5 separate regions of the Mus musculus genome follow, and all the other regions are linked to region 5. Evidence: chromatin loops called from intact Hi-C (ENCODE). Cell type or tissue: heart. All regions are shown on one strand. Links, peaks and the distances in the headings refer to the core of each region. The heading gives the core; the rest is flanking DNA.

The links. A loop is a pair of places that touch in the nucleus more often than their neighbours do. Peaks named below come from ENCODE experiments on the same cell type or tissue, not always from the same donor. Only the 100,000 strongest peaks of a DNase experiment are listed, where the experiment ranks them.
Region 1: it touches region 5 in a loop (6-fold over the local background); 8 of 42 quality-filtered maps call a loop at or near these places.
Region 2: a loop joins it to region 5, with 6 times the contacts of the local background. A loop is called at or near these places in 17 of 42 quality-filtered maps.
Region 3: a loop joins it to region 5, with 4 times the contacts of the local background. A loop is called at or near these places in 27 of 42 quality-filtered maps.
Region 4: a loop joins it to region 5, with 8 times the contacts of the local background. A loop is called at or near these places in 12 of 42 quality-filtered maps.

What each region holds. Positions count from the first base shown.
Region 1 is chr3:89,393,663-89,399,570 of GRCm38, forward strand. Gm15417 (predicted gene 15417) reads left to right here. Exons shown (of 2, transcript NR_040403.1): 2 at 4,297-5,117. It also overlaps a transcript of Zbtb7b not described here. Among named protein-coding and RNA genes, the nearest start is that of Zbtb7b, 3.2 kb to the left of the region's middle. In heart, for the core only: CTCF peaks have their summits at 1,013 (motif pointing right) and 2,900 (motif pointing right); DNase peaks (open chromatin) are centred at 979, 1,189, 2,089, 2,819 and 1 weaker place; H3K4me3 peaks cover 3,354 bases; H3K27ac peaks cover 3,378 bases.
Region 2 is chr3:89,314,373-89,320,280 of GRCm38, forward strand. Efna3 (ephrin A3) reads right to left here. Exons shown (of 5, transcript NM_010108.2): 2 at 2,091-2,380; 3 at 1,698-1,763; 4 at 1,436-1,513; 5 at 1-1,195. The coding sequence ends at 1,065. It overlaps Gm15998 (a long non-coding RNA gene), which reads left to right and starts at 2,374. Exons shown (of 2, transcript XR_003954662.1): 1 at 2,374-2,833; 2 at 3,456-5,868. In heart, for the core only: CTCF peaks have their summits at 1,416 (motif pointing right) and 1,618; DNase peaks (open chromatin) are centred at 679, 979, 1,419 and 2,649; H3K4me3 peaks cover 3,082 bases; H3K27ac peaks cover 1,474 bases; H3K27me3 peaks cover 3,124 bases.
Region 3 is chr3:89,336,269-89,342,176 of GRCm38, forward strand. Efna4 (ephrin A4) reads right to left here and starts at 1,760. Exons shown (of 4, transcript NM_007910.2): 1 at 1,570-1,760. The coding sequence starts at 1,682. It overlaps Adam15 (a disintegrin and metallopeptidase domain 15 (metargidin)), which reads right to left. Exons shown (of 23, transcript NM_001037722.3): 18 at 5,669-5,807; 19 at 5,240-5,309; 20 at 4,595-4,669; 21 at 4,133-4,204; 22 at 3,787-3,911; 23 at 3,372-3,685. The coding sequence ends at 3,643. In heart, for the core only: CTCF peaks have their summits at 3,321 (motif pointing left) and 4,404 (motif pointing right); DNase peaks (open chromatin) are centred at 1,513, 1,653, 3,413, 4,543 and 1 weaker place; H3K4me3 peaks cover 3,594 bases; H3K27ac peaks cover 2,876 bases.
Region 4 is chr3:89,376,281-89,382,188 of GRCm38, forward strand. It overlaps Dcst2 (DC-STAMP domain containing 2), which reads left to right. Exons shown (of 15, transcript NM_001370853.1): 15 at 1,150-1,363. The coding sequence ends at 1,171. Zbtb7b (zinc finger and BTB domain containing 7B) reads right to left here. Exons shown (of 3, transcript NM_009565.5): 2 at 4,064-5,235; 3 at 1,364-3,714. The coding sequence starts at 5,229. The coding sequence ends at 3,246. Among named protein-coding and RNA genes, the nearest start is that of Gm15417, 13 kb to the right of the region's middle. In heart, for the core only: a CTCF peak has its summit at 2,208 (motif pointing right); DNase peaks (open chromatin) are centred at 1,751, 2,391, 3,481, 3,691 and 2 weaker places; H3K4me3 peaks cover 1,420 bases; H3K27ac peaks cover 1,622 bases.
Region 5 is chr3:89,482,354-89,488,261 of GRCm38, forward strand. No RefSeq gene overlaps it. Among named protein-coding and RNA genes, the nearest start is that of Pmvk, 26 kb to the left of the region's middle. In heart, for the core only: a CTCF peak has its summit at 3,015 (motif pointing left); a DNase peak (open chromatin) is centred at 2,878; H3K4me3 peaks cover 760 bases; H3K27ac peaks cover 428 bases.

The DNA of each region.
Region 1 (5,908 bases), core at 237-5,236, 89 kb before region 5:
CCACCTTAACTGGAGCTCCGCCTCCGACCCCCGTCCAGCCCTCTGCTGCTGCCCAGCTCCACCCCTTGCACGCCACCGCCCTGCCCATCCATTGGCCTGAACACCCGCCTATCCCATGTGGGACGCGCCTAGGGTTCATCCAGGGAGGGGGTGGAGCCTGGGCTGGCCAGAAACCAGAAGGGGAGGGAGGCCGAAGACAGTGTCCGCAGTGGCCAGGGAATGGAGCAGCCCCCTCAGGGACTTCCTCTCTTTCAAGAGGGGCTTCTGTAGGGTCACCACCTGGGGAGGGAATGGTATGAGAGGTTACGGATACGCTGCTGGGGATGAAGACCTAAAATTTAGAAAGAGTGGGGTCCTGCCGAGGGGCTTTAACCAGGTCAGAGCCCCAGGAAGAGAGAGAACCTCTAGACATTGAGCTTCAGCCTCTTGGCCCATCCCCCTCCGAGGGAGCGGGGGAGTCGAGTCTGTGGGCACTCTGTGTCCCTCCCCACGCGTGACGGCGCCCCGCGGGGAGGGAACAGTGCCCGGGGCAAGGAGCCTTTGCGCTCTAGCCAGTGCCCGTTGCTGCCTTGGCATTTTCAAAGGGGAGGGACTGAGTCTGGGAAGGGGAAGGGGGAGGTGCGCTCCCTCTGGGGCCCCGACGCTTTGCCTTCAACCAGCCGGTACTTTTAGTGGAGAAACTGAGACCCTACAGTGGAGGGATCTTGGCGCAGATTCACTCAGACCCCGAGGTGACGATAGAGACCTGGGTGGTTTAGGATGTTTGCTTAAGTGGGTTTGGGAAAAACCGGTATTCGTATTTAAGTGCCCGACCCAAAGAATGGTAGTCTCTGAGGGACGCTTACAACTGGGCTGGCGATGCTATAGACCCCAAAAGGGCCCCTCCTACTCGTTTCAAACGGAGTCAAATCCCGCTCTCTAGGACCAGGTTCGGCTTCGCAGCAGCAGGCCAGGCGGAACCGGGTCGGACTTGTTCTCTTTCCCAGCTCCCTCCGCAGGGGGCCTCCTTCCCTTTCCAGCAGGTGGCTCCGCAGGACACCAGCTCAACCTGTTGGACCACAATGGGCGGTGCCAGGGGGGCCCTGGCCCTCACCCGGGCTGACCCGGGATCCCCAAGCAGGGGGAGGGGTGGAGTCGGCCCTTCCCTCCCTCTTTCTCCCCCCCCCCCCCCCCCCATGACTCAGCCTCGAGGCCGCTGCTCTGCCCCTCAGCCAGGGGCGGAAAGTGTGAGGCGCCCCGGAGGGCTCAAGCCAAACTAAACAGCCCCTCACCCCAGACATTATCTCACTGGAGAATTAGGGGGGCAATAGGGACCAGTGGCTAGCATGAGGAACTCTGGCTCAAGCAATCCGTTCCGGGTTTTCCTATCTGTTTCTGTCCCGCTTTCCCCCGCCCCCAACACCAGCACGCCCTAGGTCAAGTCTGATCTTTGCTCCAGGTTTTCCTAGCGGCCCCGCAGGACTGTCGGAAGGATTCCGAGCAAGATGTGTCTGGACTAGGGTTTTTCCCTTCCTTCTACTGTCAGGGTCCTGCTGACCAGGGAGTAAGCCGTGCTAGGCAACAGTACTAGACACCTAAGTAAAGTGGAGGGAAAACTGCTTTCACGAGAAGGGTACAAGATCTAGGAAAAAGATTTGGGAGAGGGTAGGAAAGTGGCCCAGGGCTCCAGAAGAGTGAGGGTCTTGTCACTAGCTCTAAGGGACTTAGACGCGAACCGCTTTGTTGTTCCACCCCTGCCTCTGGAATTGCTTCTGGCTAGACACAACCCGGGTCTTTCTGCGGCTGGATTATCATTCTTTAGCAGTTCTGGAAATCTACTGTTAGTTCCTTAGTGGCTCTTTTCCATTTCATGTTTCCATGTTTGCTTTTCCTTGTGGTACAAATAGTTATTAGTTCCCTTTCATGTTGGGGGAACACGGACTTGAAATTTCTGTCTAAATCCCCTCCCCCGCTTTGGGTCGTAACTGCCAAACCAGAGACCGAGGCCAAGAAGCGCTGGTGGAACCCCGCCCCCTTATTGGGAATCTGGCGTCTCCCCTGACCCCCATATCAATCCCATATACACCTGAGCTGCTATAGAACTGGAAGGCAAGTGTGGGGTGTGCAGGGGCTTCCTGGTGAGCGTCCCCCATCCTCACATTCAGACTTACATCTTCAGGCAACTTTCTAGATTCTAGACTTTAATGCACGAGAGAAGTAGGTGAGTAAATACCCCGAGAATGAGATGTTTGCCCTGAGAAGGATAAAAGCCGCAGCAAGAAGGACTTTATAACTAAGGCTGGGAATAGTGACTCTGGGTGGCGGCCTGGTTTCGAGACTGGCTGGTCCAAGTACACAGAAGAGTTGAGCAGCTACAAGTTTGCAGAGTCCCGGAGGAAGTGTGCGGCTGGAGGCGAGGCTTTCCATGTCAGGGTCCTAAAGTGAGTCTGGGGGCTTGTTTCTGGTGGGGGCACTGAGCTGAAAGCAGCTCCTCGGTCTGCTCCAGGCGCCCACCTAATCGCTGCTCCCCCGCCCCTTTCCCGCGGCTGCCTCCGCTTCCCTCGAAAAACCCGCCGCCCAGGAAACCGCTGGGGGCGCTCAGACCGCAGCCCCCTCCCTCCCGCCGCCCCCCAGAACCCCTACCGCGACCGCCCAACCCACCTGAAGAGGCGGTGGCTGCCAAGGGTACCCCCTCCCGCCGACTACCCCCCACACCTGCGGGTAGCACTATTTATAACTGCGCGCCTATTCTGGGCCTCTCGGCTGGAGCCCGCTGCAGCGCAGTGCTAATCGCCGCTGGGATCTCTGCGCCCCCCAGGGCTGGGGGAGGTAAATTTAGCTTCAGGAAGCTCCGGGGAACATTTTCCAAAACTCCACGTCCCAGACAGGCAAAACAGAACCCCTCTGCGCGCAGCCTGCTTCCTACCTGCCACTAGGTGGCGAAAGGCTCCTAAACCCCTTCCAGTTATGGGTTAGGGTAGCGGTTCTTCAGACCAGGCCAGATAAGTAAGGAGCTGTGCGTAGCTAACTGATTGGAATGGATACTTTTTAGGAGGCTGGGGAAAGACGCTTAAGTCTGAGAAGCCAGAGGCTTCTTCGTAGGGATGGGGAAATAACTCCTATGTAAACGAAATGCAAATGAGAGCTTTGTTCCTTGTGCCTAGAGGTGTCTGTGCCCAGATGTGTGATTGCCAGCTTCTCCTCTCTGTCTGCTGTGAAAATGTGGGGCTGTCCCTCTTGGCCCTCAGATTCATCTTACTGTGATTTCTTTCTTACCTCTTTGTGCTCCACCCCCAACTCTGTCTCTCACATTGCACCCTTGGTTCTACCTGGAATGTAACCTACAGACATTTTGGATAGAAGGCTTTTCTCTTGCTGTGATACCTGAAGGTCACTTCTAGCTTGTTGGTCTAGTCTGCTCCTTTCAACCCCAAAGAGACCCCTATCTATTGTGCCTGCTAGAGGGCCTCAAGGAGCCCAGGGCAGGCAGTAACTCCCCTCTCTGTCTTGGTATCTTGCTTCTCTACCCACCCTGTCCTAGGCTCCTGAAGCCTAGAGTGTTCAAGGCCTGAGTAGCTCTTTTGGGGTGAGAGCATTGGGAAAAGTTGCCACATGTCTTTTTCTCTTCTAGGAAAATGGGAGGGCTGGTGAGATGGCTCAGTGGGTAAGAGCACCCGACTGCTCTTCCGAAGGTCCAGAGTTCAAATCCCAGCAACCACATGGTGGCTCACAAACCATCCGTAGCGAGATCTGACTCCCTCTTCTGGAGTGTCTGAAGACAGCTACAATGTACTTCCATATAATAAATAAATAAATCTTTAAAAAAAAAAAAAAGAAAAATGGGAAAGTTCTTGTTAAGGAAACCATTGTAGTCAAAAGGTATTTAGATGGGACCTTAAGTTGGTCCGAGGAGTAAAGGACACAGTGATCTTGGAGCTTTGATGGGAATCAGCTTCTGCTTAGGAGGGATGCCTCTGCCTCCTGGGCCACTAAACTCTCTCTCTCTCCCTTCCCTCCTTTCTTCCTTCCTTTCTTTCTTTCTTTCTTTCTTTCTTTCTTTCTTTCTTTCTTTCTTTCTTTCTTTCTTTCTTTCTTTCTTTTTCTGTTTGTCAAGACAGGGTTTCCCTGTGTAACCCTAGTTGTCCTGGAACTCACTTTGTAGAGTAGGTTTGTAGATCAGCCAGCCTCTCTGCCTCCTGAGTGCTGAGTGCCACTACTGCCTGGCTCAATTAAACCAATCAGATGAGGAAGGAAGGTTAACGAGGAATCCTGATTTTGATTCTCTCTCTCTCTCTTTTTTTCTTCTTTTCTGGATAGGAGTCTTACTATATCGCTCCTGCTGTTCTCCACCTCCGGGGATCAAACTGCCCACGTCAGCTTCCGGAATCGAAGGGAAGATAGATGTGTGTGTGCTACCCACCTGGCAAGCCCTAAAGTTGAGATGTGGAAACGTGGGTGCACTGAATGTCTGTTCTACTAAAGAGTGTTGTTCTTCTGACCTTGGGATGAATCGCTTCCCTTCTTGGGCCTGTTTATTCAAGTTAATGTGAAATAATCCCCTTTAACATTAGTTATCTTTCCTACTTTTGTTGTAGGGTTGTTTGTTGCTTGGTTCTGAGATAGGTTTCACCACCACACTCCAGCCTGCCTACTTTTGAAGTTTACTTTTCCTCCTGAGCACACAGACACTCACTCAGGTGTGGAGGTCAGAGGACAGCTTGCACGAGTTGGTTCTCTCTTCCCATCATGTGTGTCCTGTCCTGGGGATTGGAATGAGGAGGCTTGACAGCAAGTGCCTTCATCTACTGAGCCATCTTGCCAACCCTAAAGTATACTTTAAAAAATATACTCAGGAGGCAGAGACAGGCAACTCTTTGAGTTTGAGGCCAGCCTCATTTACACAGTGAGTGGGACAGAGCTACAGCTTGAGACTTTTATTTATTTATTTATTTAAAATGATTTTCGGGCTGGAGAGATGGCTTACCAGTTAAGAGCACTGGCTGCTCTTCCAGAGGTCCTGAGTTCAAATCCCAGCAATCACATGATGGCTCACAACCATCTGTAATGGGGTCTGATGCCTTCCTCTGCTGTGTCTGAAGAAAGCATACTCGCATACATAAATAAAATTATGTATATATATATATATATATATTTTTTTTTTTTTTTTTTTTTGGATATATGTTTGGTTTTTCGAGACAGGGTTTCCCTGTATAGCCCTGGCTGTCCTGGAACTCACTTTGTTTACCAGGCTGGCCTCAAACTCAGAAATCCGCCTGCCTCCGCCTTCCTAGTGCTGGGATTAAAGGCGTGCACCATCTCGCCCTGCTAAAATAAATATTTTGCTCTTTTGAAACTGGGCCACTCTTTAGCCCAGGCTGGTTTTGAACTTACTGTGCAGCCCTGGCTAGCCCCAAACTGGAAGTAATCCCCTTGCTGGATGACTGGATTATAAATGTGAGCAGCACACCCTGCTTGAAGTAGCCGGCTGTGAGAAGAGTCAAAGCATCATCCAGTCTAGAAAGTGGGAAAGCTTTCTCCAGCTGTGGCTTGCTTTGAGTCTCCATGAGTCTTCCTCTTTCTTTCCTCCCACCAGCCCCCCACTACCTGTCCCCACAGCATACAGCTCTGGACTCTGCTGCCTCCATCCGCCAGTTCCCTTTGCCAGACATCCTCTCCTCTAGCAAAAGCCTTTGTGCTCAGACCTCAGACTCTGGGACCCACTTCTACTGGCCAGCGTAGACTCTAAGGAAAAGAAGGCAGCAGCAAGCCTGGGCTCAATTAGGGAACAGTCAGAGCTGGCCAGGCAGAGGGCAGGCTCTAGAGAAAGGAAAGCCCCAGGTTCAATGGGAAGGTAGGATCTCTGCCTGCACACCAGCTCTCCCTGCCTGGGCCAGACCTTTCTCAGTCCGGCAGTGTTCTGGGGCAGGAG
Region 2 (5,908 bases), core at 526-5,525, 170 kb before region 5:
GTGGCCTCTAACCTAGAATGCCTGCTCACCCGGGCCTTGAGCCCCACAGGATTGGTTCAGCCAGTGAAACAGAGGGACGTGGCCCCTTGAAACCACACACACTCAGGTATTTTTATCTCCAGTTTATTTTTTTTAGACTAAGAGCAGAGTATGAAAGTCACAGCCAAAGCACTTGAAAAAGGCCCAGGATGGGTGGGGACCACTTAGGGTGGGCAGGGCAAGGTCCTGGGAGTTGGTTCCCGGCTCAGGGCTGGAAGGGAGGGGGCATTGTTGTTACGGTCTCCAAAAGTGTCTGTGCGTTGCATAGGTCCTGTCTTCACAGAAGACAAAAGAGGGGCCAGGGGGGTCCCAAGGGGGGCCTAACCTGGTAGGGGAAGGGGTCTGAGTCTGGAAGGGGAAGTCGAGAAAGGTCAAGGTTAAGAAGGGGAAGGGACTCTGTCTGTCTGTACATTATATATAGAGATATAGAGTCTGTACATGCCTGTCTGGCACCCCGATGCCCACCCCTGTCCACTGCCTGCTCCCCCCCAGGGGTGTCTATTTGTAAACTTGGATTCAATCCAAACCACAGTCCTCTATGTGGGAGTGGAGGGAGAGGACATGCTTATTGCTGTAAACAGGGGGAGGGGCAGCCTGAGGCTCCACCCCTCACCCACCTAGTCCCCTCCCCATGTTCTGCCCCAGAGGAGAGGACAGGGGGCACCTCCCATGCTTCGTTTGTTCTCTCTGGGGCATATTTGCCTCTTGGGGGACAAAGAGGGAGGGCACCAAGGGTCAGGGAAAGGTACCAGGGGCCAGGGAGTCCTGAGCACTGCCTTTATAGCCCCCAGGTTTGGTACCAAACATTACCAAAGCCACAGGCCACCTGGGACCTGTGGCTGTCCCTGTGCCTGATCCACTACGGTGCCTGTCCTAGAGAGTGTGTGGGCAAAGAGGGCAGGCCCAGAGAGATGTACAGTGCAGACCCCGCTCCCAACCATGGGAAGAAGGATGTAGGCCCCACAGCAAGCTCCCTGCTCCTTCTCAGCCCTTCCCACCTCTCTCTGTCATAGGAAGGGGCAGAGCTAGGAGGCCAAGAGCGTCATGAGGAAGAAGGCGATGCCCACGGCCAGAGGCAGGTGTTCCCGCTTGGGGCTGGTCCCACTGATGCTCTTCTCAAGCTTGGGCACCTGGGGATTCTCTCCCTCAAAGTCTTCTGTGGAAAGATAAATAGGCAAACTGGTAAGGGCTGTGCTGTGCGCTGGGGCGGGGGGCACGCGGCGGCGGCGGCAGCAGCAGCAGCAGTGGAGCCAGAGATGTGACCACCCACGGGGGAGGGGCCGGAAGGGCTCGTGTCCCATGGGAAGGCATGCGGGAGGGGGTGGGTGGGAAGCATGCACTGGGAAGGGGGCTGCGATTCCAGCAGTGGCCACAAGAGGGCGCTGCGCAGACTCACCCAACACGTTGATCTTCACATTGGGGCCCATGGTGAACTGGGGGAGAGTGGGGACCGGCTTCTCCCCGGAGTGCGATGCTGCGGGGTGGGGTGCGGGTGGGGAGAGAGGAGGGGAAAGTCAGGGCCAGGACCCCCTCCCCCTGCTACAGCTGGGGAGCCATCCCGGTCGCCTGTGCCCTCCGCCCCCATCCCCAGGAAGCCAAGGGAGCCCCAAAGCAGGGAGGCAAGGATGCGGACGTGGTTGGAAACCGACGCTACTCACTGGAGGCGCAGCAGACGAACACCTTCATCCTCAGACACTTCCAGTGCAGGTTGTGAGTGGGCGTGGCTGGGGAGGAGATTTCTTTCACTCACTTGGTGCCCTTGCGGCTTTAACATAGACTCCCATCCCCCTCCAAATTGCCCGCATCCGGCTGTGTCCCCAAGTCTCTGCTCCAATCTTTCTTTGGACATTGGTCACCATGACTTCGTGGCTAGCCCATCCCAACAGAAATGCTCTGCGACCCAAATTTGGGACTGTCACCCCATCCCCACAGCCTTGCAACTTCTCAGAGCTGAAACCCTGAAGCCTATCCCTGGTGACCACTACAACGGCTGGCCGGGGATCCCTGGGACCCCACCCTGTCATTCAGAAGACCCAGGACCCGGCACTCACAGATGTAGTAGTATTCTTGGCCGGCATGGAATTCATAGCCCAGCGAGAAGGCGCTGTAACGCTGGAACTTCTCGGAGAACTTGATGGGGCTGTGCGAGGCGTGCTGCCGGTTGCATTCCCAGCGCTTGGAGCCTTGGCTGGCGTTGCAGGTGCGGTAGCCGCTCAGGTTCACCATGTACAGCACGTACTGCTCCGCCCCGCCGCCAGGCCCTGAGCTGTTGTAGTGCGGACAGTAAATATCCAGATAGTCGTTCACGTTCACCTGCACGGTGTAGCCCTCTCGCCGCAGGCTGTGGACAAATGAAGTGGGTCAGAGAAGAAACTCCAATGCTCCAAGGCTTTCCATGTCAACACCCTGTCAACACCCCACGGACCTTCATTAGAACACTATATATATATTTTGATCATAACACTTCAGTCCCTCACTCTCTTGGCTTTTTCTACAATCTTTTCTCAGCCCATTTCTGTGCCTGTGGTCTAGTGTGCCAGTCCCTTGTGTCCTCTCCTTTTGGGCCTGTCTTTCCCCTGGTGGCCACCAGAGGGTAGCAAAAGCACAAGGAAGCCTGGCCTACCTCCTAAGGAAGGAGAGGAAAGGGAGAGGGGCGGAGAAAAGAAGGAACCTAGCTCTGGTTGCCACAGAAACGCACAGGCCCCAACGACTCCCAGACCTAGGCCCGGATTTCCTTAGACCATTCCCCATAATTCAGCAGGCCAGAGGAGGGACTGAAGGAATGAATGGAAGGGTAGGGTGAAAGTAGAGAGATCCCTTCCTTGGAACCCAAGCTCTCTCGCGCTGTCTCTCTCTCTCTCTCTCTCTCTCTCTCTCTCTCTCTCTCTCTCTCTCTCTCTTCCCTTCTCTCTTCTCCCAGAATGCCTTTTGCTGCTGCAGGTCCACCCCAGGTCAGTCCGACAGGACTTGCCCTCATACACACATGTATGGCAGCTTCACGCACATGCATGCACAAGCTCTATGGCACCAACACAAAAATGTCCACCACCCACTCACAAGCGGCAGACACTCAGAAGAGCTAGATTGCATGTGTGCTGCGCCTATGCCAGTTTTAGCTGGTCCCAACAATCTCAGGGGTTTGCCCTGTATCTCCTACATGACAAGACCTCTATCTTTGTGCTTCTGAGTCCTATTTCCCTCCATCCTGAGGCCATAAACCATTAGGTCCCCAATAACCTGACACAGACCAGGGAGCTGAAGAGCTCGGGTTTGACCTGTCATCTTGCTAGGACTTCTGCTTCATTCCACATCTTTCTCCACCTAGATGCCACTGCCCCCCCCCCCCAACCCCCAGGATAGGCAGAGTAACAATAGCACAGCGCCTAGACAAGATGACTGTGTCTGCCACATTCCAGATGAGTCTCTGCGACAGAGAAGCAGATCTGGATGCCCTGGAAGTCTCGCCTGCCTGACAGTCCCATCTAAGTGTTGCTGTGGACATCCTTTGTGGTGGCACTGAACGGTGTAGGGAGTCAGAGGCAGCTCAATCCACACGTGTGGAAGATCGGGTAGAAGTCGTCTTTAACTTCTTTAAGGCAAGTATGCACACATGTTGGTAGTGCTATGGGACTGTTGTGGGCACAGGGAAGCATGGGCCACAGGGTAAAATGTCAATCCATCGGGGTCCCTAGACCCTGAGAACTCACTGAGGGAAAGAACTGGCTCCCCATGTCACCAAGCAGAACCTTGTTTCACAAACAATAATTAGACACATTAGGGAAATGATCTTGGAGGCCTCTTCTTGGGATGAGGCCTTGAGGGTCCTCCCTGTCATTACCCAACATCGTTGGCTGTACTTGTGTTGCCCGGTCCCCAAGACTAGGAACGAGGCAGATGGGTAACAGCTGGTGTTTGGACTCTCTAGTAAGAACGGGCACAGCCTTCTTGAGTCATCAGGAATGCCACCAGTCCCACTTGGTTCCCATGGGAGTGATGGGTCACTCAGGCCCCTCCCTGTCCCTGGCACTCAGGTGGGCAGGAGTCTCGACGGGGCGCTGGGAGCAGGAAAACGGGTTAGACAAGGCCTGATTGCTCCCAGGCACCACCCATGCATTGTGTGTCCACCCTAAACCCTAGGCTCCTGTTCCTTCCCTAAGGACCTGGGGAGGGGGCGGCCAGCTAGCCAGCACATGGTGGCAGGCCTGGGGCAGCCCCATAGCTCCCCTGGGGCCTTGTTCCCTTGGCCTCACCCGTGTATCCGGTTTGATTTGGAAGCAGCTCCTCCCTGCAGCTGCCCCATCCCTTCCAACCACACACCCATTACAGTGGATTTTAAGCCAACTCCAAAGATGTTCCTACAGGTGGTGCCTCAGTTTCCTCAAGACGGTGAGCTGGGTATATTTAGTGGTTGCTGTGTGACAGCGACAAGAGAAGAAGCCTCCTCTTACCTATCTCTGTGATTGACGGCAGAAAAGCCCCAGAAATGCACCCCCCCCAAAAAAAAAAAAAAAACCTGGCCACTTGGTTCAAAACCTGCTGGCAAGGTAGCTGTATCCAGTTGGTATCTGGTGGAGAGAGCAGAAGGCCGGGTGCCAGGAATCCCAAACCATAACTCCTAGGAGACCCGACCTGTCTGTTAGGCACAACCTCTTTAATTGAATCTGTCATCCTACTTAGCCTAGCAGCGAGGGAGGTGCACATAGGCCCCAGCTGCTAACCACGCCTCGAGGGTTACCCCCCTCCTGCTCTCAGCGTGGGGTGGGCTAGCATCTGGGGACTGTGTGCCCTGCTCCTTCAGGGAGTTTCCATTCAGCCCTCCATGTCATCTCCTTGTTGCCTCCTACTTCTCCGCAGAAAGGCGTCCTCCCCGTTCTTCTATAGGTCTTACTGTGTCCCACCGGCTTGCAACGCCCTGGGGGCATCCCGACTCTTCTCACATCAACAGCGCCCCTGCTTCCTAGGCCCGCAGAACTCAGCCTTCAGCTTTCAGTGTCCGCGGGGGACAGTACGGGAGGTGGGGGAGCGGAGAAGGAGCAAACGTCTCCCCCTGGGACAATTAGGGGCAGGTAAACAGGGTGTCTAACAAGACCCTGGAGAACGGAAAGGCTCCCAAGAGACTCTGAACTTGTTAAACCCCTATCCTCGGCTTTAGAAGTCAAGATGTAGAGTTAAGAGAGTGGAGAAAAATGCAGAGACTAGGTTCTTCCCCTCTACTGCGCGTCCCCGAGGCTGCGCGCCGCCCGCTCCAGCAGGCGAGGCCCGACCACGTGTGCGCGGCGTGGAGTCCGCGCGCCAAGGCTGGGGGGTGGGGGTGGGCAACGGCGGCGGCGGGAACGCTCCCAGGGCGGCGCTTGCACACTGACACCCCCGCGCCCCGCCAGCTTCGTCCTGGAGGGGAAGCAGCGCGCCGGTCACCCCCGCCCCTCGACCCTGCGACAGTAGCGACAGCAGCGGCGGCGGAGGTTTATTGATCTGCAGCGGCGGAGAAGAGCGAGGACCCGCCGAAAGCGAGACATACAGGGATGGAAAGACTCTGCCATATACAGAGGGGAGGCGAACACAGACGGATTCGCCCGAAAGGGAAAGGGAGGGAGGGAGGCACAGAGAGAGAGAGAGAGGGGAAGCCAGAAACCGGGAAAGGGAGGAAATGAATGAGAACCAAGCAAGACTTGGGGGAAAAAAAAAAAACGGCAAAGAGTCAGCATTGAGTCCAGAGAGGCCCACAGCAGAGGAGACAGCGCAGAAGAGAAATCTGGACACACTGGCGAGCAGACGAAAACTGACCACCACGGGCGTAGTAGAGGTCTCAATAAATATTTGTTGAATGAATGTGTGAATGATAGTCGTCAGCAACAGCAACGTTTCCTAG
Region 3 (5,908 bases), core at 474-5,473, 150 kb before region 5:
TTTTTAAGCTATGCGTGAATGTGTATGTGGGTATGTGTGAGTGAGTGCAGGGGCTGATGGAGGGTCCTCTGGCTGTGAGCCCTATGTGTGACCTCAGCCTTCCAAAGACTGGGATTTACAGGCCACCACACACAGTCCAGCTTCCTTTCTTAAGCAGACAAGTAGATGCTCATTATCAAGACAGTCCCCTCCACACAATCAAGATTCTCTTCCTCTCCTCTCAGAAGCAGCCCGAAGGGGCCAGGACAGGCGAGAAGGGCCGGACAGGCCACCCCCCAAGCACCACATACCGAATGAGTCCAACACAGGCACGCACACAACAAAGCATGATTTAGAAAAGGCCTCTAAACATCCTTCAGTGGGTGGCCAAGAACCACCTGCTGTGTCGACTCTTGATTAGAAGGATTCCTGGGCTAGGCTCTGACCACTAGCCAGAGAAGGAACCAGGAACAGAGGGGAGATAGGATCTTTGTATGCTTCATCACACTGGGTGTGGAGAAACACCCCCTGCCAAGCCAGAGCTCAGGAAATACTTGTGAATTTGGTGAATGAACTAGAAACACAAGAGCTGGGGGCTGAGGGACTGGTCTGGAACTGAGATAGAAGAAGTCAGAGTCCAGGACAATAGCGCTTATCACCCGGTATTGGTATTGGAATGACTATCTTTAGGCCTGCCCTCCCTGGGGGGCTGTGGCCTCCCACGGGGCAGGGTTTCATTGGTAAAGCCCAGCAGCTCAGCACTGGTCTTGACACACACACAGAGTATGTGCTTATCAAATGTTAGTGAATAAATGAACAGAGCCACAGATTGTCTGAAGTAGAAAATCAGAAAGGAAAACAGATGGGGAAGGCAGAGAGGCAGGGAGGAATGGGAAGCAGGATGCAAACAGCAAAAAATACCGAGGTTCAAAGGCAGCCAGCTCAGCAGAGGGGAAGAAATAAGCATTGAAATCTGTACAGCGGCACTCCTTTCCACAAGCCTGACCTCAGTCAGTCCACTTGCTTCCCAGGGTACTGGGTATTATTAGCCCATTTTGTAGATGACATAACTGAGGTGAGCAAGGTCAAATGACTGGCCCACAGGTGAATCAGATGGAAGAACAGGGCCAGGATTGGACAGAAATAAGATCAAGATGGAAGCAGAGATATCCAGGGGCCCGAGAGGCTCTCAGAACCAGAGAGGAACTCAACGTTCTTTCACTTGGGTAAAAATCCCTCCCTGGTTCTCAGCGGTCCACCCCAGCTCCTGCCCCGCCGGAGGTTTGGGCTCCCTAGAAAAGGGGGGCGGGACCCGGAATACGGGGCCCAGGCCCCCTCAGCTCCCTGCTCTCAGACTCCAACCGACCACCCTCAGGACTAGGGTGGTCCGCTCGCCCCCACACACACGTTCGGGCGGGGGGGGACCCCCGGGCACGCCTCGCCCCTCCCCCGCCGGCTCAAACAAAGGAGCCCCATCGCGCGGCTGGGCAGGGCTCAGACAGCGCCTTGCAAAAAGGCGAGCAGCGGGCGCGCGCACAGCCTGGGAGCGCGCGGGCCCAGCTCGGCTCTCGCCTCGCTCGGCCGTGCTACCTGGGGTTAGAGGAGTTCCAGTAGATTGGGTGGCGGAGGCTGGAGCACCCCGGCAGGCGCGAGCCGAGCAGCGCGGCCCAGAGCACAGTCCGCAGCAGGGGCAGCAGCCGCATCGCCCCTGGGGTCCAGTCTGGTCTGGCCCGGCTGGTCCCGGCCCACTTCTCTGTCCCGGCGAGAAAGGTACAAAAGTGGAGGGGGGTGGGGGGTACGGAACGGAGGAGGGGTGTGGAGGCTCCTAGACCACAGCCCTGGGTAACTTTCCACCAATGAAAACTTGTCTCCGCCTCTCTACTCAGCGCCAACTCTTGTTAACCCTTTGTGCTTCCTGTGCCCCGAGCGCTCCAGGTTAGCCAAAGCGTCCCTTTGTTATCTCACTGTGCTGGAAGAGGGTGGCATGGTGGATATTCCACTAAGGACTTAATGCTTGAGGGTTTTGGTTTTCTATGTGTGTGTACGTGTCGGCGCTTCTATTCCTTCTCCACCTTATTTTTTGAGACAGGGTCTCTCACTGAACCCTGATTGGCTTGGCTTGCAGTCCTGTAAGCTTGGGGTCGGGGTAGGAGGGGGTGCTCCTGTTTCCTAGCCCCACCTCACCCCTCCCACCCACGGAGGGGTTACAGAAATAAACCACTAAACTTAGGGCTTTTTACACGGGTGCTGGTTATCCAAACTCAGGTAAGCACTTTACCAAGGCTGTCTTCTTTCAAATCCTATGTTGTACTTTATTTTGTTTAAAACAGGGTCTTAACACTAAAGTCTGGCTGGCTTGGAACTTCTATTATAAGCCAGGCTGGCCTCAGACTGGCAATGATCCTCCTGCTCTATCCTCTCCAGTGCTGGGATTACAGCCACGGGGTTCATGCAGCACCACCTAAGAGGGCCGGTTCGGTTTATGTTTAGATCTTGTCCTTTGTGTCTTCATTGGTTCAAGGTAGAAAGCCTCATTGAAGTCTGGGAGGTCAGAGCTGGATGGCACATGAAGTACACCCATAGAAGAATCCAGCATTCTAGTCAGCACACAGCAAGTTCCTATTTGGGGGTAGGAAAGTGTGTACATAGGTGCCGTGCGCGCGCGCGCGCGCGCACACACACACACACACACACACACACACACACACACATGATGGCCAGCACCTGATACCCCAGATACTTTTGGAGGCTGAAGCAGAATTACCTTCCATGCATTGTTCTTTTGCTTTGCACACGCAGATGGTACAAGGGGAAGGACTGAAGTGGCTCTGGGGACACCCCTGACATTCCTCTAGAGCATCGTGCTGGGTGACCATTGTGGGACACAGCCTGCCCCTTATCCGCACACACCTCTCTCCCAGGAGTCCTCAGTCCTGAGGTCTAAATGATGAGGTGGTAGCAATCAGTACAAAGCACAAAGCACCTTTGTTCTGGAACCTTCAGGTGGGGGCAGGGAAGTGGAGGAGGCAGGTGTGAAGCCTTGGAATCCAAGCAGCCGCTGCCCTGCTCCACCCAGGCTCAGGGCTCTGAGAACACCAGTTAGATCCATTTTCCCAGCCACTGGTCAGAGGGTGGGGATGCAGGTCTGACGACTTAGGTCATTTGTCTCTAGCTGTGGTGGGGGCTGAGCAGCATTGCTGGGGAGAACTTGGGAGTCCAGAGGCCATCGGACCCAGACTGGGCAGAAGCAAGCCAGAGGCATCCTAAGTGACACATTCTTGTTGACCCTTTCTGGGAAGTGATCCTATTCTACAGGCCCTGGTTTGACCCAGCAGCGTCTCCTAGTGGCCAGACCTGCAAACAGCAGGAACTACCCAGCTTCCAGGAGCAGACACATTCCAAGATCTCACATTTATTACAACAGAGCAGAGATAGACAGTGTCCATGTCCTTCCGCCACCTACTCCAGCCCCGGCTTCGGCCCCTCCCCAGCATCCCGCTGCAGCTATTTTAGTGCGTCCCCAGGTATTGCTTAACAGCGCCTGGTGGTTCTTTAGGGCTGGACACCAGATTGTCTGTTCTCCTGCTTCTCTAGTGTTTGGGGCAGAGGTTCCATTTCTTTGAGTCTTAGAGCTTGAGAAGGAGGCAGCCAAATCTCCAGAGGTCAGAGGTAGAGCGAAGATGCTGCAGGGGGTGGTGGAGCTGGCCTGGAGTTTAGAAAAGCCAAGAAGGAAAATGGTCAGAACTCCTGCCTAGATGCCTCGCTGGCAGCAAGTCACTTAACCTCAGCAACACCCTCTTCACCTACCTGGAGGGCACCACCAGCGGCAAGCTTCCATCTCCTGGGCCAGGCAGGTCACCTGGTGGGTGCTGGCCCTGTGGGTTGGCAGGCAGTGGCTTTCTTGGGGGTGGGGGTTTGGTAGGCCCCTGAGACTGAGAAAGAAGGCCAGTTTGGAAAGAGGTCATGTTTCTCACCCACAATGTAGGGGTTCTAAGAGCCGTGCTAGTGGTCACTTTTGTCTCCAAACAAACCTGTCACTACCAAAGGTGCCACTGGGATACATGCCGTCAGGCACAGAGGGAGGCAACCTGTCTCCCATTGCCACCATTGCTCTAGGTAGGAGAGGCAATGTCCTGTTCCCCCTCACTGTTACCTTTGGGCGCCTCACCACAGGGTCAGCGGGCAGAGGGCGAGTGGGGGGATTGGATCGGTCAGCCAGCGCAGCCTGAACAAAGAGAGGAGCAGTGGCTTGGAAAGCATGGTCCAAGGTAGTGAGCGTGCAGACACTACCCAGGGGTCGACATGCAAACTCAGCCGAGGGTGGGGGTGGGAGTGTCCAGAGGAAAACGGGAGCATGCGCAGAGCCCCGGGGAAGGAAGGTGCAGATCGATCACGGAGTCCCTGGATGGCTGCAGTCCTACTATAGACCACCAGGTGGTAGTAGAGACCATGGCGGGAGGCTCACCCTTTGCTGCATCTGGGACTTTGAAGGCTGAGGGGGCACCCTGGTCTCCTAATGAAGAACACCACTGGGGGGAAGCAGGGATGAGAACTGCGATTGGGCACCACACCTCCCACCTGTCCTGAGCCAGGGCAAGGCCCAGCCCAGATTTACCTGGAGTTTCTTGGGCACGGGGTTAGGTGGCAGCGGCCTGGAGGGGGGCACTGGAAAGCTGACCACACTAGCTTGCTGAGAAGGCAGGAGGAGCAGACAGGCAGAGTAGGCAAGAGGAAACAGACAGATGTGGGCAGAAAGGGGTTAGTGTTCAGAGAGGGCAGCAGGGCCCCAGAGGCAGTGAGGTCACTGAGCTGCATGCGGGGAGTGGCATGTGCTGGAGGGGACATGCAGGCTGACTCCATACACACCCTCTTGCCATTAAAGGTAGAGGGCTTAGGCCCTGGGCACTTGGCATCCTTTCACACATGATGTCCTGGGCCTTATCAGATCTTAGCACACGGAAGGTCCTTTTGCACAAGGCCCCATTATCCCATGGCTCTGGTCGCTGTGAAGGGCATGGATAGAACCATCTCTCAAAGCCACTGATTGGGCCAGCTGAAAGAGCTCAGCAGAGCCTTCTGGTGGTGACTGGCTCACCCACTCTGGCTGTCCTTGTTTCTCTGCCTGCTACTTACTGGTCCTGAGTCCTTGGATTGACTGAGTACTCCAAGTCTTTCTGAGTCTTGAACCCTTAGTGCTACCTCTAAGGCCCGAGTTAACAAGTAATGTGGACTCCTCTTTCCTCTGGCATCCAGGGCTTACCTTAGTGCCTGTCATCTGCTGTGCCCGCTGTGGAGGTCCTGGTCGTTCAGGAGGACAGGATTGGGGTGCCCTGAGTATGAAGAAAGCCAAAGAAAAAAATGGGACTAGCCACCTACCTGCTGATCTGGGAGAATTGAACCCTTTGGCCCTTGGAGGGTAGTTGTGTGTGCTTGAGCATCCTGGAAGAAGGCTACCTTTCCCCTGCCTTGGGGTCCTGAGAGAAGTGGCCCTTGTATCTGGGGGTGAAGTTAAGGGAAATACACAGAGATGACAGGTAGGTGTGTAGGAATGGTAGTCAGGAAACTCAGGATCTGAGAGTTGGAACTTAGAAGCAAGGGGTAAGGACTGAATGTCTTGGGGCCTTTAGAATCAGGGCTCCAGGACTGTCCCTGACTGAAGGAAACAGCAGCAGGGACAGGATGTTCATACCTATATTGGCAGCTGGATCCCTTAAGCTGGCAGAGCCGCTGATGCAGGCGGGCACGGTGCCAGTAGCTGGCACCAAGTAGTACGAGGACCAATAACAACAGGAGGCTGAGGAGCAGGCCTGTGGTCAGGGAGCTGGTTGCTATGGAGAGAGGTCCAAACTGAGGGTGGGTCTGGCTAAGAACTCTCTCCTGAGAGAGGAGCAGGGATAGGGAGGAAGTGAGGTGCTGAGGAACCAGAGAC
Region 4 (5,908 bases), core at 317-5,316, 110 kb before region 5:
ACTATGTGGTCCATGCTGGCCTTGAACTTGTAACCCTTCTACCTCAGTCTCCATAGAATGAAAGTTATGATGTGCTACCATGCTTGGCTCTAAAAAAAGGAAGCCTGATGATAAAGAATTGGCTTCACATACAAGGTACACGGCACCAACAGGTGTTTCTGCATCCCAGTACATTTAGGAGATGGAAAAGAGCATTGAAGTCTATGAATGCAGTGTAGTAGCAGAGTGCTTGTGAGAGCACAAGCTCAACCTCCAGCCCTGGACTAAGGTACCAGAGGAAGAGCTGGGCCAGGCAATGGTGCATGAGGTAGCCAGAGGGGCTGCTCTGAGACTGAAGAGTGGAGACCCTTCTAAACAGACTGCAGACTGCTCCAGCCTCAATTTCTCTAGGGAGTAGGAGGCAAGGACACCTGCTGAGACCCGAGAGGTGTCTGGGAGTGACATAGTTTTCAGAGTGGGTGGTAGAGAATGAAATGTCTGCTGTGAGGAAGAGTGCAAAGAAACTGGCCCTGGGAGGCTGAGGGACTTCCAGGTAGAGTTAAGGGGCAGGTGATAGTGAAGCCTTTGTTCTTAGTCAGAGGAGGTTTTTTTTTTTTTTTTTGCCTTTGGTGACAGGGCCTCAATATTGTAGGCCAGGTTGGTTTGAAATGTATAGTGACTGTCCTCTCTCAGCTTTTGGAAGGCTGATCCCATTGTTTTCCTCTTGTAAATATGGTAGCCACGAGTTTGAGAGTTGAAGTCTTTTTCTGGGTCGGTAGGAGAGAAGAACGGATGAGTAATTTCGGGAACAGAGACAATCGCCTTTGAGCAGTCGGGGCAATTTGCTGATACCCTGGCTGGGTTGGAGAGAGGTATTCCAGTTGCCAGGTCCTCAGAGCACTAGGTGGTAGTGCACGCCTTTAATCCCAGCACTTGGGAGGCAGAGGCAGGCGGATCTGTGAGTTTGAGACCAGTCTGGTCTACAGGGACAGGGCTACACAGAGAAACCCCGTCTCAACAAAACAGAGACAGAGTTATAAAAACAAAGAAGAGAGGAAAGGAAGAACTGGGATGGATGCCAGAAGGGCGGCAGTTAGGGCCCGAGCTGGGACGGTGGCAGAGGTTACCCACCAGTGACTTTGAGTTTACTGGTCCTTCCTCTCCTCCCAGGAACCAGGACAGAAAGCAGTGACTTCAGAGGAAGCGTCCACAGCATCTCCCAGAAGCTCATCTGGCTTTGTGGGCCTCCCCTTTCTCCCAGAACCCCAGGCACCACTTCGGAAATCCCTGTCCCCAAACAAGACCCCTCCCCAGCCTCAGACCCTCCCGACCCCTCCCACTGCCGCCCCCCTCCCCCAATAAAGGAACCAAAAGTGGACACAAATATGAATCTTAAATTATTATTATTTCTTCCTGTCACTTACACCCGAGGCAGGGGCAGGGGTAGATGAAGGGAATGGGGGAGGGGAATGCGTTCCCCCACTAAGGCACTGAGTGGGGAAGCCACAAGGAGAGAGAGTGGAGGCCACTGTCTCCACTCTCTGGGACTAAGCCCCAGGTTTCTCCAGCCCTGGGCTCCCCTATCACCTGAAATGCTAAGATGAGGCCCAGGGTACCTGACCTCCCTCCTAATATATTACATCATCACTTTTTAAATAGATACAGGGACTGGTCCCGCCACCCCTCCCTGTGTGGCCCTTCCCCACTGTTGGGGGTACCTGGGCAGCTGTGCAAATGGGCATGGAGGTGCATGGGGAGAGGAGAGCACCGGGCCCCTGAACCTGCCCCTTTCCAGGAGGGGGAAGGGCCACTAGGCCAAAGGGGTAAATAGTGCAAGGCAGAGCCCAGGCCGCAATGGGGGTCCAGCACCCAGCGAGGAAGGGGTGGGGTGAAGACTCTTCCCCACCCCAGGAAAACTGATAGTTAAAAATGTGAAATTGGATTTCAACAAGACCATCAGAAGAGGCTATGTACAGAACGGGGGTGGACTCAGTCCTAAGAGTGCCAGGCAAGGTCTGAGGAAAGGTTCCCTTACCTCTGGGTCTGCTCCGCAGCTCACTTTTCCCAGGGGCAAGTGAGTTGCCTTGCCTAGCCACCATGTTGGCAAGGGGGCACCCGTTCACAGGCCTAGATGGCTGGGTGTGACCCTAGCTCATGAAAAGTGGTCGCTGGGGGGTGGGGTTGGGGGGTAGCGCTCGCCCTTACAGGGCATGGCCACCAGATGGCGCTAGCTTGTCCGCTCCCTACAAGGCTACCTCAACCCCTCACCCCATCCCACACCCAGCGCCCGCCAGCCCGGGGGCGGCGTGAGTCAGGGGCAGCAAGCAGCAGAGGCGGCTCCCGCTTGCACCTGGGCGGGGAGGTAGGGAGGAGAAGAGGGTAAGACGCCCGGCCCGCCCTGCCCTCTGGCCCCAGGGAGGGAGCGCCAGGAACAAGACATTCCCTGCCCCGGGACGCGGGAGGGAAGAGGTGGAGAGCTCCCTTAGCTGGGCGGAGACCTTCTGCTACCCCCAGGGGCGGGCGAGCCAATCAGGCCACCCTGCCCTCCTCTTCTCCAGGACCCCATGACTCAGCGTTGGAACTGGGTGGAGGGGGACTGGGATGGCTCCGTCCTTACAGGCCCAGTCCCCACCGCCGCCACCCCAGTCTTTCAAGCCTCTACCTTGTTTCCCCCCTCTTACCCTTCCTTTGCCACCCCCCTTTGCATAATTTACGGCCAGGAAAAAGGAACAGAAACCAGGAAGGAGGGGTCTCGGAAGGGAGGGGCAGTCCACCCCTTCACAGCCAAAACCCAGGGGGCATGGGAGTAGAGCAAGGATTTGGTCCTAAGCCCCAGCCTCCTAGAAACCCGCATAGCCGAAGTGGGACCCCACAAATCAGAGATAGATTATTGCTTCAATTCCCCAGTAGTGGCTGGGGACAGGGACCCACCTTTATTGTGTGTGTATATATATGTGTGTGTGTGCAGAGAGTGTGTGTAACACACACACGCGCGTGCACACACACACACATATATATATACACACACAGACAGACAAACAGACATATATTTCATGTTTAACTCCTTGGGTGATCACCCCAATCTAGAGAGCTTGTGCCCCAAAACCTCAGCTTGTAATTGGAATGAAGGCTCTGGGGGGAAGAGGCGTTCGATTCTGATACCAACAAGGTTCAGCACCCCCGACCCCGATACCACTTGTTTTATGTGCTCCCCGTTGCTTGGCGTGGTGTCCCAGGCTGTTCCAGCCTGCCCATTCATCCCTCTTTTAAGAGGACTCCATGGCACCTTCGGCCTGTGGTGTGGTGGGTGTCCCTTCCTCTTCCTCCTCCTCAGGGGGCCCTTGTGTAGTGACTGGGGGTCCCGTGGTGGCCGACTGCTCCCAGAATCGAGCCAGAGAGAGGTGGAAGGTGTCCAGGTGGCCATTGGAAAGGTCGAGGCCAGCAGGGGATGAGGTGGTGGTCGAGGGCGGTGGGTAGTGAGGGGCTGCCACGTCATCCTTGCGGCGCCTTCGGGTGCGCACCTCCAGGCAGTTCTGACCCTTGAGATGGCGCTGCAGGTGGTCCTCCTTGGCGAAGGCCTTGTGGCACAGGTGGCACTCATAGGGCCGGTCCCCGGTGTGCAGGTGCATGTGGTTCTTGAGGTCGTAGCTATGCAGGAAGCGGGCTGGGCAGTGGGGGCACGAGTAGGGGCGTTCTCCTGTGTGCTTCCGCATGTGGATCTTCAGCTTGTCATTCCTAGTACGAGCAGGGGAAAGGGCAGACACTCAGGATTCAGGATAGGATCCCCAGGGCATTTTAGCCACGCCCCCGGGCCTTGACCCACCCTTGTTCCTCACTGCGGTTTCCCCATTGCTGCCCCAGGAGACCCTTTTTGATTAGCCCTTAGCTCAATGGGCCCTGGCACTATGAGCTCCTCTGCTTCCAGTTCAATCTTCTTGGGAACTAGCCCACTCCCGAGCATGCCCTTGTTTGCCTCTTTTGGCCTCCCACCTCATTCTAGGAACCCACCAGAGAGCTGGCCCCCACACCAATCATTGTACAGCCACCCTCAGCCCATTCTGGGCTGTCCCCACCTGGTGCTCACCTGGTGAAGCGGACGCCGCAGACCTCACAGGCAAAGGGCTTCTCACCAGTGTGGGTCCTCATGTGCCGAGGCAGTTTGCCTGCCCCGTGGATTATCTTGTGACAGACTGGGCACTCTTGGGGCATCTGTGAACGGCGTTTACGCACCAGCTTGTCTTGGCCATCCAGGCCTGGTGTCAGGGCGTCCTGGTGCAGCGAACTTAGGTAAGCCATCAGGTCGGGGTCGATGGGATCTTCATCTGAGCCCAGCTCCTCTGGTGATAGCGAGGGCTCATTACTCTGGGCTAGCCCGTAGCCTGGGGGGTATGCCATCTCCTCCTCTTCTTCCTCACCTTCAAAGACTTCATAGTTCAGGGGCCCCTCGGCAGGTGAGGCGGCACCTGTAGGAGGACTATAGCTATCTCCGAGCCCACTGCCCCCACTGTTACCCAATCTACCAACCATCTCTTCTTCTTCGTAGGTCAAGGGATGGGTGAGTACTGTGGGTGCCTCAGGGACCAGATGGTTTGCTCGGGCCCCTTTGGTTTGAAGAAAAGCTTTCCGGGGTTTGCGGCTGCGACGGGCAACAGGTCGAGGTGGCGGTGGCGGCGGCGGTAGGAGGGGCACCTGTGGAGGGCTGTCTTCACCGTTGGGCATTCCTGAGGTTGAGGCTGTGGTGGTGGCAGTGGCAAAAGCCTCCAGGTACTGTCGGGCTCGCTCACAGTCATCCTCATCGGGGCTGGGGGCTTCCAGCCCACTGCCTTGTAGAATCTCCATGCAAGCAGCGATGACACACGGGATTTCCAGTAGCCGAGCAGCTTGGAGTACAGCCGGCATATTGGCGCTGCTGGTGGTCAGTGTGGCTGTGTAAGCAAACTCGAGCAGGGCACCTAGGGCCTCTGGCCCTACAAAGTCCAGCTCACACACACCGGCCCCTGCTCCCCCAGAAGCCGTCCCACCACCCCCTGTTCCCATCACGGTTCCCCCTCCTCCCTCCGTAAAGAGCTTCTTGAAGTAGTGGCTACAGGCAGCCAGCACAGCCCTGTGGGTGCGGTACTCAAGACCCTGCGTCCTGATGGTGAGGTCGCACAGATGGCCCAGCTGGCGCTGCTCGTTCAGGCAGCTCAGGAGCTCGCTGCTGTGGTCTGGGAATGGGATTCCAATCAGGTCATCCTCGGGGCTCCCCATCTTCTCCTGCAGGGTCAAGTAGAGGGTGAGGTTAAGAGAGATGGCACTGACTGCTCTTCCAGAGGCCCTGAGTTCAATTCCCAGCAACCACATGGTGGCTCACAACCATCTGTAATGGGGTCTGGTGCCCTCTTCTGGTGTGTCTGACGAGACCAATGGTGATGTACTCATATATGTAAATTAAATAAATCTTTAAAAGAGCGCGAGTGCTTATTCTGGCCCATACCCTCCCAAACCACCTTTCATGTCATGCACAAGGGAACTGCGGTTCAGACAGACGAAGCAACTGGCTTTCCGGGTGCAGTGCCAAGTGAATAGGGTCACTCGGAGTCAGCAGATCCAGACCACCTTCCTGGTTCTCACATGGCTCTACCCTGCTTCTGCAGGCCCCCCCTTCCTGTGATCCTAGGCAGACTTGCATTTCATTGTTCCCATCCCCTGATCCCTTTAGAAGATGCTCTGGTCTGGGAGGCTAGGTACTGGAGTCCTGGTTTAGGCTTCAAGAAAAACTGACTAAAAGACCCGTGTTTGTCATCAGAAAAATGTGTAGTGGAGCCTCCCCATAGCTCTGGGAGAGGCCAGGCCTGGCTGGGTTCTGTCACAAGCATAGTACACCCAACAAACAAAAGAAGCCACCCTCTTCCCCCCATGCCCCTCCCCAAGCTACATTCCCCAGCCA
Region 5 (5,908 bases), core at 655-5,654:
ACACCCTGAGCTTGCTGATCCTGTTTTCTGGAACACGCCAAGCTCTTACTTCACAGCCTTCCTTTGCATGCTCTGCCCTCTGCCCGGGCCACTCCTCCTCTTGCTCTGACACTCTGCTTTTGAGTCACTTCCTTGATTTTTATTCCTTCTCTGTCCCTCCCAAGAGCGAGGTGTCCTTGCTGTGGAAATCCACAGCACTGTCTATGTAGCCTTACTGCCCTCTAAAACACTACACAACTGTTCTCCCATGACCCTCTTCATTCTGTGGAGACACTGGGGGATCTAGAGAGTGATCAGGGAGCCATGCTCACGAGGTGAGCATTTGTTTGGGGCTAATGATTTCCTTCACTCAGATCGTGCAGGCATCTGGTGTGAATGCCATTTCTTGTCCTGGCATCCAGGCGGTGACAGAAACCAGAGCAGCTAAATCCCAGCCCATGCCCCCGTTCCCCTCGTAACTCCATTCTCCTCAGTTGCTCCTGCCTCTGAGGTAGGGTCTGCCTCTGGCTTTCTCAGGCTGACTCTCCTGTTGTCCTGGCCCCAACGGTCACAGTTTCTCTACCCTCCTCTACCTTGAACCAGTGTCTCTTTTTAGACCCCACGCCAGGGTTGTTAGTTTAGAAAAGGTGTTGCTGGGCTGGTGAGATGGCTCAGTGGGTAAGAGCATTGACTGCTCTTCCAAAGGTCCTGAGTTCAAATCCCAGCAACTATATGGTGGCTCACAACCATCCCTAATGAGATCTGACTCCCTCTTCTGGAGTGTCTAAAGACAGCTACAGTGTACTTATATATAATAAATAAATTAATTAATTAATAATAAATCTTTTTAAAAAAAAAGAAAAGGCGTTGCTATATATCCCCAGGCTTGGGTGACTTGGGACTCACTATATAACCCCAACTGCAGCAATTCTCCTGCCTCAGCTTTCCAAGTGCAGGAATTACAAGTATGAATCACCACAGACAGCGCAGGACCTTATTCTTACTTTAGTTTTTTGTTTGTTTTTGTTTTGTTTTGTTTTTTCAAGACAGGGTTTCTCTGTGTAGCCCTGGCTGTCCTGGAACTCACTCTGTAGACCAGGCTGGCCTCGAACTCAGAAATCCACCTGCCTCTGCCTCCTGAGTGCTGGGATTAAAAGTGTGGGCCATTAGGCCCAGCACTGGAACCCACTTTTAAAAAGTTGGGGGCTAGAGGCTGAAAAGACTACTCTGTGCTTAAGAACACTTGCTGCTTTATCATAAGACTGAAGTTTGGATTCCGGCCCTCAAGTTATAAGATTCACAAATGCATGTAACTCCTGCTTTAAGGGATCTGACACCTTCTTCTGGTCTCCCTAGGCACAAATGTATGCACACACTCACCTAGAGACAGACAGACAGACACACACACACACATACAAACCACATGCTCACAATGATAATAATGAAAATAGATTAAAAGGGGCTGGAGAGATGGCTCAGCGGTTAAGAGCACTGACTGCTCTTCCAGAGGTCCTGAGTTCAATTCCCAGCAACCACATGGTAGCTCACGACCATCTGTAATGGAATCAGACGTCCTCTTCTGGTGTGTCTGAAAAGAGTAACAGTGTACTTGCATACATGAAATTAATTAATTAATTAAAAAAAGATAGTAATGCCGGATGTGGTGGTGCACGTCTTTAATCCCAGCACTCGGGAGCCAGAGGCAGGCAGATTTCTGAGTTCGAGGCCAGCCTGGTCTACAAAGTGAGTTCCAGGACAGCCAGGGCTATACAGAGAAACCCTGTCTCAAAAAACAAAAAACAAACAACAACAACAACAACAACAACAACAAGTAGATTAAAAATAAAATTTAAAAAGCTGTCTGTACTTGAGACAGGAGAATTACCTGGATCTTGTAGCCTGGAGTACTTCATGTGGCCCGAGTATTCACATCAGAAGGGGGTGGGGGTGGGGTCAAGCCTCAGCAATGGAGTTGAAGAGAACTGACTCCCAAAGTTGTCCTCTGGCCTTCACTCACGCCTGTGTATTCCACTCTCCTCCTTCCATTCCTCTCTCCCCTCAGCCCCCCACTAATAGTTAATAATAGCAATAATAGTGATAGTTAATGATAAATGCAAGAGAACATTTGAAATGGAAAGAACTTTTTAAATTTAGCAGTTGTGGCCTCTGGGGTTGGAGAGATGGATGGTCCCATGGTTAAGAGCACTTACTGATCTTCTAGAGGGACAGAGTTTGGTTCCTAGCACCCATCAGGTGGCGTGCAGCATCTGTATGTCCAGCTCCAGGGACTCTGATGACTCTGGCCTCTGTGGCACCTGAACTTGTACAAGCATGCAGGCACAGACACACCCATACATACTTTTTAAACAAATTTCTTTAAAAATAAATTTAGCAGTTTTGGCCTCCCATGGCCTGAGCTACATGGGAGTTTGTATCACACAAAATGAATACCTCTGTACCCACCCAGACAGACAGACACACAGACAGGTGTTGTGCTTAGTTCCCTTCCACTTCAGGCAGTCCCTTTGCTTCAGGAACACAGAGCAGTCACCCTCTCTGCTTGGGAATGTGCAGTCCCAGCTCTTTGAGTGCCCCGATTTTGATGCAGACGTGTGTTGGTGACATCACTCTAGTGTAAGGTTGAGACGGTTCAGTCTCTGAGACTGTGTCACTTCGGGGAGTTGTGTGAAGGAGAGTTATTTCTGGAATTTTCAAATTTCGAGGACTCCAAGTTGCAGACGGCTGTTTATATTTGTGGTACTGAGTGTTCTTGTGGGTCATTCGTTTGCGGGGCATAGAGGCTAAAACTGACTTTTGGCAGGACCCATAAGGCCAGCCCACACCTCATCTGCGAGAGTCGCTCATGCCAGAGCCACCTGGACTTAGCCACCCCACCCGGGTTTCTCTGGACCGTTGGGCAGCGTGAAGTTGGGGCAGTGCTGGTGTAGCGTTTGGTTCACGCTGTTCCTGGCTATGGTCGGTCGGCGCGGTGTATAGACTTGCTGTGCTTGGGGCCGTGGAGCAAGACCGCCCTCTGTTGGCAGGGCCGGGTTTCTCCAGCAGAGCCCACCATCGTGGGGAAAAAAGAGAGCCAGATCAGGAATCCGCTTCTCTAGGGTCCTGGCTCCTTGAGGGGAGATGGTTCTGGAGGCTGCAGTGTTCATCTCTATCTCTAGCAGCTGACAGAGACTCGAGAGCCTCTGAGCTGTTTTGGGGGCACCTGCCTCACACTTTTGAAGATTTTGCGTGCTAGACTTCTGCACATCTTAAAGCTATAAATAAGCTGCAGTTAAATAGAACAAGTTCTGACCTTGGTAAAGACGCTTTTATAATGACAAGGTTAGTGTCGCGCAATGGCGGTGCATGCCCAACACTTGGGAAGCAGAGGCAGGCAGCAGATTTCTGAGTTCAGCCTGGTCTACAGAGTGAGTTCCAGGACAGCCAGGGCAACACAGAGAAACCCTGTCTTGAAAAAGAAAAGAAAAGAAAAGAAAAGAAAAGAAAAGAAAAGAAAAGAAAAGAAAAGAAAAGAAAAGGGAAGGGAAGGGAAGGGAAGGGAAGGGAAGGGAAGGGAAGGGAAGGGAAGGGAAGAGAAGAGAAGAGAAGAAAAGAGAAGAAAAGAAAAGATGAAATTAGCAAGCTGATAGCATCAAGTTGCCATCATATCGAAACTGATATTATTATTAGTTATATTATTACATATTATTAGTACATATTCTGGGGGTTCTTTAATGGACCAGGAATGACGGATAAGCAATAAAGACAAATATCACCAACAAATTCTATACTTTTCAATAAGAACTATTTTTTTTGTCTTTATTTTAGCAAACATCTGGTTAAAAAAATGTTCACTTAATTTGTGCTGTGTTGGTATTAGTCATCTAGGAGACAGCAGGACAGGGCTCAGAGGTAACAAGGCTTGACACAAAAGCTTGAGCCTGAGCCAGGATGAGGAAAGAGACAACCGGCTCCAGCAAGGCGTGCTCTGATGCCCAACACGAAAACACACAAGATGGAAAAATAAATGTAATTAAGAAAGGAACGGGAGCTGGCACGGTGGTGTAATGTCTTTAACGCCAACCCTTAGGGGCAGAGGCAGGGGGATGAAGTAAGCCCTCCCCGTGGGTGCTCAGCCTTTAGAATCATGAGCCGTCAGGTTTTCTAGTTTGTAAACTAAGTTTATAAACTTTTGTTTAGAATTTTTTTCTCTTTTTCTCTTTTTTTTTTTTTTTTTTTTTTTTTTTTTGGTTTTTCGAGACAGGGTTTCTCTGTGTAACCCTGGCTGTCCTGGAACTCAGAAATCCACCTGCCTCTGCCTCCCGAGTGCTGGGATTAAAGGCGTGCGCCACCATGCCTGGCATATAATTTTTATTATTTATTTATATTTTATTTATTATCTCTAGTTTATAGACGAAATGTCTAAGGCATTCTGTTACCAGCCTCTATGCTCAAAGACCTCACTTTATCTCTTAAAAAAAAAAAAAAAGGCAAAACACTGATTACAATAAGAAAAGTGGAGCAAAATGTCTGCCTGGAGCCAATGTTTTGAAATTGTATTTCATGGGCTTTTTCAGTCTTATCATATTTAAGGCTGGAACTCTTCCCGGCTCTAGAGTACAGTGTCTCCTTTTGACCTGGCAGCCACCGGGAAGAAGCAGAACCAAGCTTCTGCATCATCATCATCCAGACCCACACGTGCACAGACCTAAGTTCTAAGCAGTGACCACACAGTGAAGAGATCTTCCAGCCATTGTGAGCAGCTGTGGAGCACGCTCTACTAACTCAGCGATACTCACACACGTCACGCAGCTGTGGCAACCTCAGAAGAGAGGCGGGAAAATGACCTCAGAAAGTGATATGTTGTGCTATTTAAAAGGATGTGACAAACTAATCTTTCTGTGACCTAAGCCTTCGTCTTGCTTGGGCTCACAGGGACAATGGCAGAGCGTGGCTATGCCACGGGGGAGGACAGAAGGAGCTTCAGTCACATACTGGAGATGAAAGTGCCAGAGTAGGGACTGCCACCTGGGAGATGACCAGTCACGATGTGGGCACTGAAATGAGGCAGGACCTTACTTCCCAGCAAGGTGCCTGTAGACTCGTCATCACCTTCCCCAGCCCGGGCCCCATGCGTCTCTTGCTGCACACGTGTGAGCTTCTGCATCCAGAGCTTCCACAGCCGCTCTCTCTGCATTTCTCTCCCTTCCTGGGCACTGTCCTGACTTGACCTGGTAGTGTCCTTGTCTGCTCCATGTGTTTTCTGATCACAGGCACAACGCACAGGACACACAAACCCCAACAAGGCAGAAATGTAAAACGGTGCAAGCGAGTCTCCCTCTCTAACTCCCCACAGAGGCAACTCTCATCAGGTGTGGTGCACAATGCCTAAAAATCATCATATACACACCTGTATTGTTTTTGTTTTTAAAACAAATAGCTGTATACTTCTCACTCTGCAGCTCCTTCGCCTCCCCTCCTGAAACGCAGTAGGCTTCTTTCTGGAAATGTGCGAAGCTCTGTGGCATTCCCTCCGATGGCGGTAAATGACCTGTTGTGTGGCTGTGTAATTGTTTATGTAACTAGTTCTCTATTTATGGACATTTGGGTCCTTTCCAAGTTTCTGTGAGAGTGTTTCTGTATACTCATTTCTTCATGCTTCTGTGAGAGCTTTCCGGAATAAATTTCCAGATGTGGAAAAGTTGAGTATCTTAGTTTAGTTTATTTTGGGTTTTGTGAGACAGGACCTTGCTATATAGCCAAGGTGCTCTTGGACTTCACAGTGAAGGCTGAGCTTGAACCCATAATCCTGCCTTAGCCTTCCAAGCGCTTGGATAACAGGCTTGCAACACTATGCCTGGCAAACACTGGTTATTTTCAGTAGAGGCTACAGTTGAGCAATCCAGTCTCAAACCCCCAAACCTAAGAACTC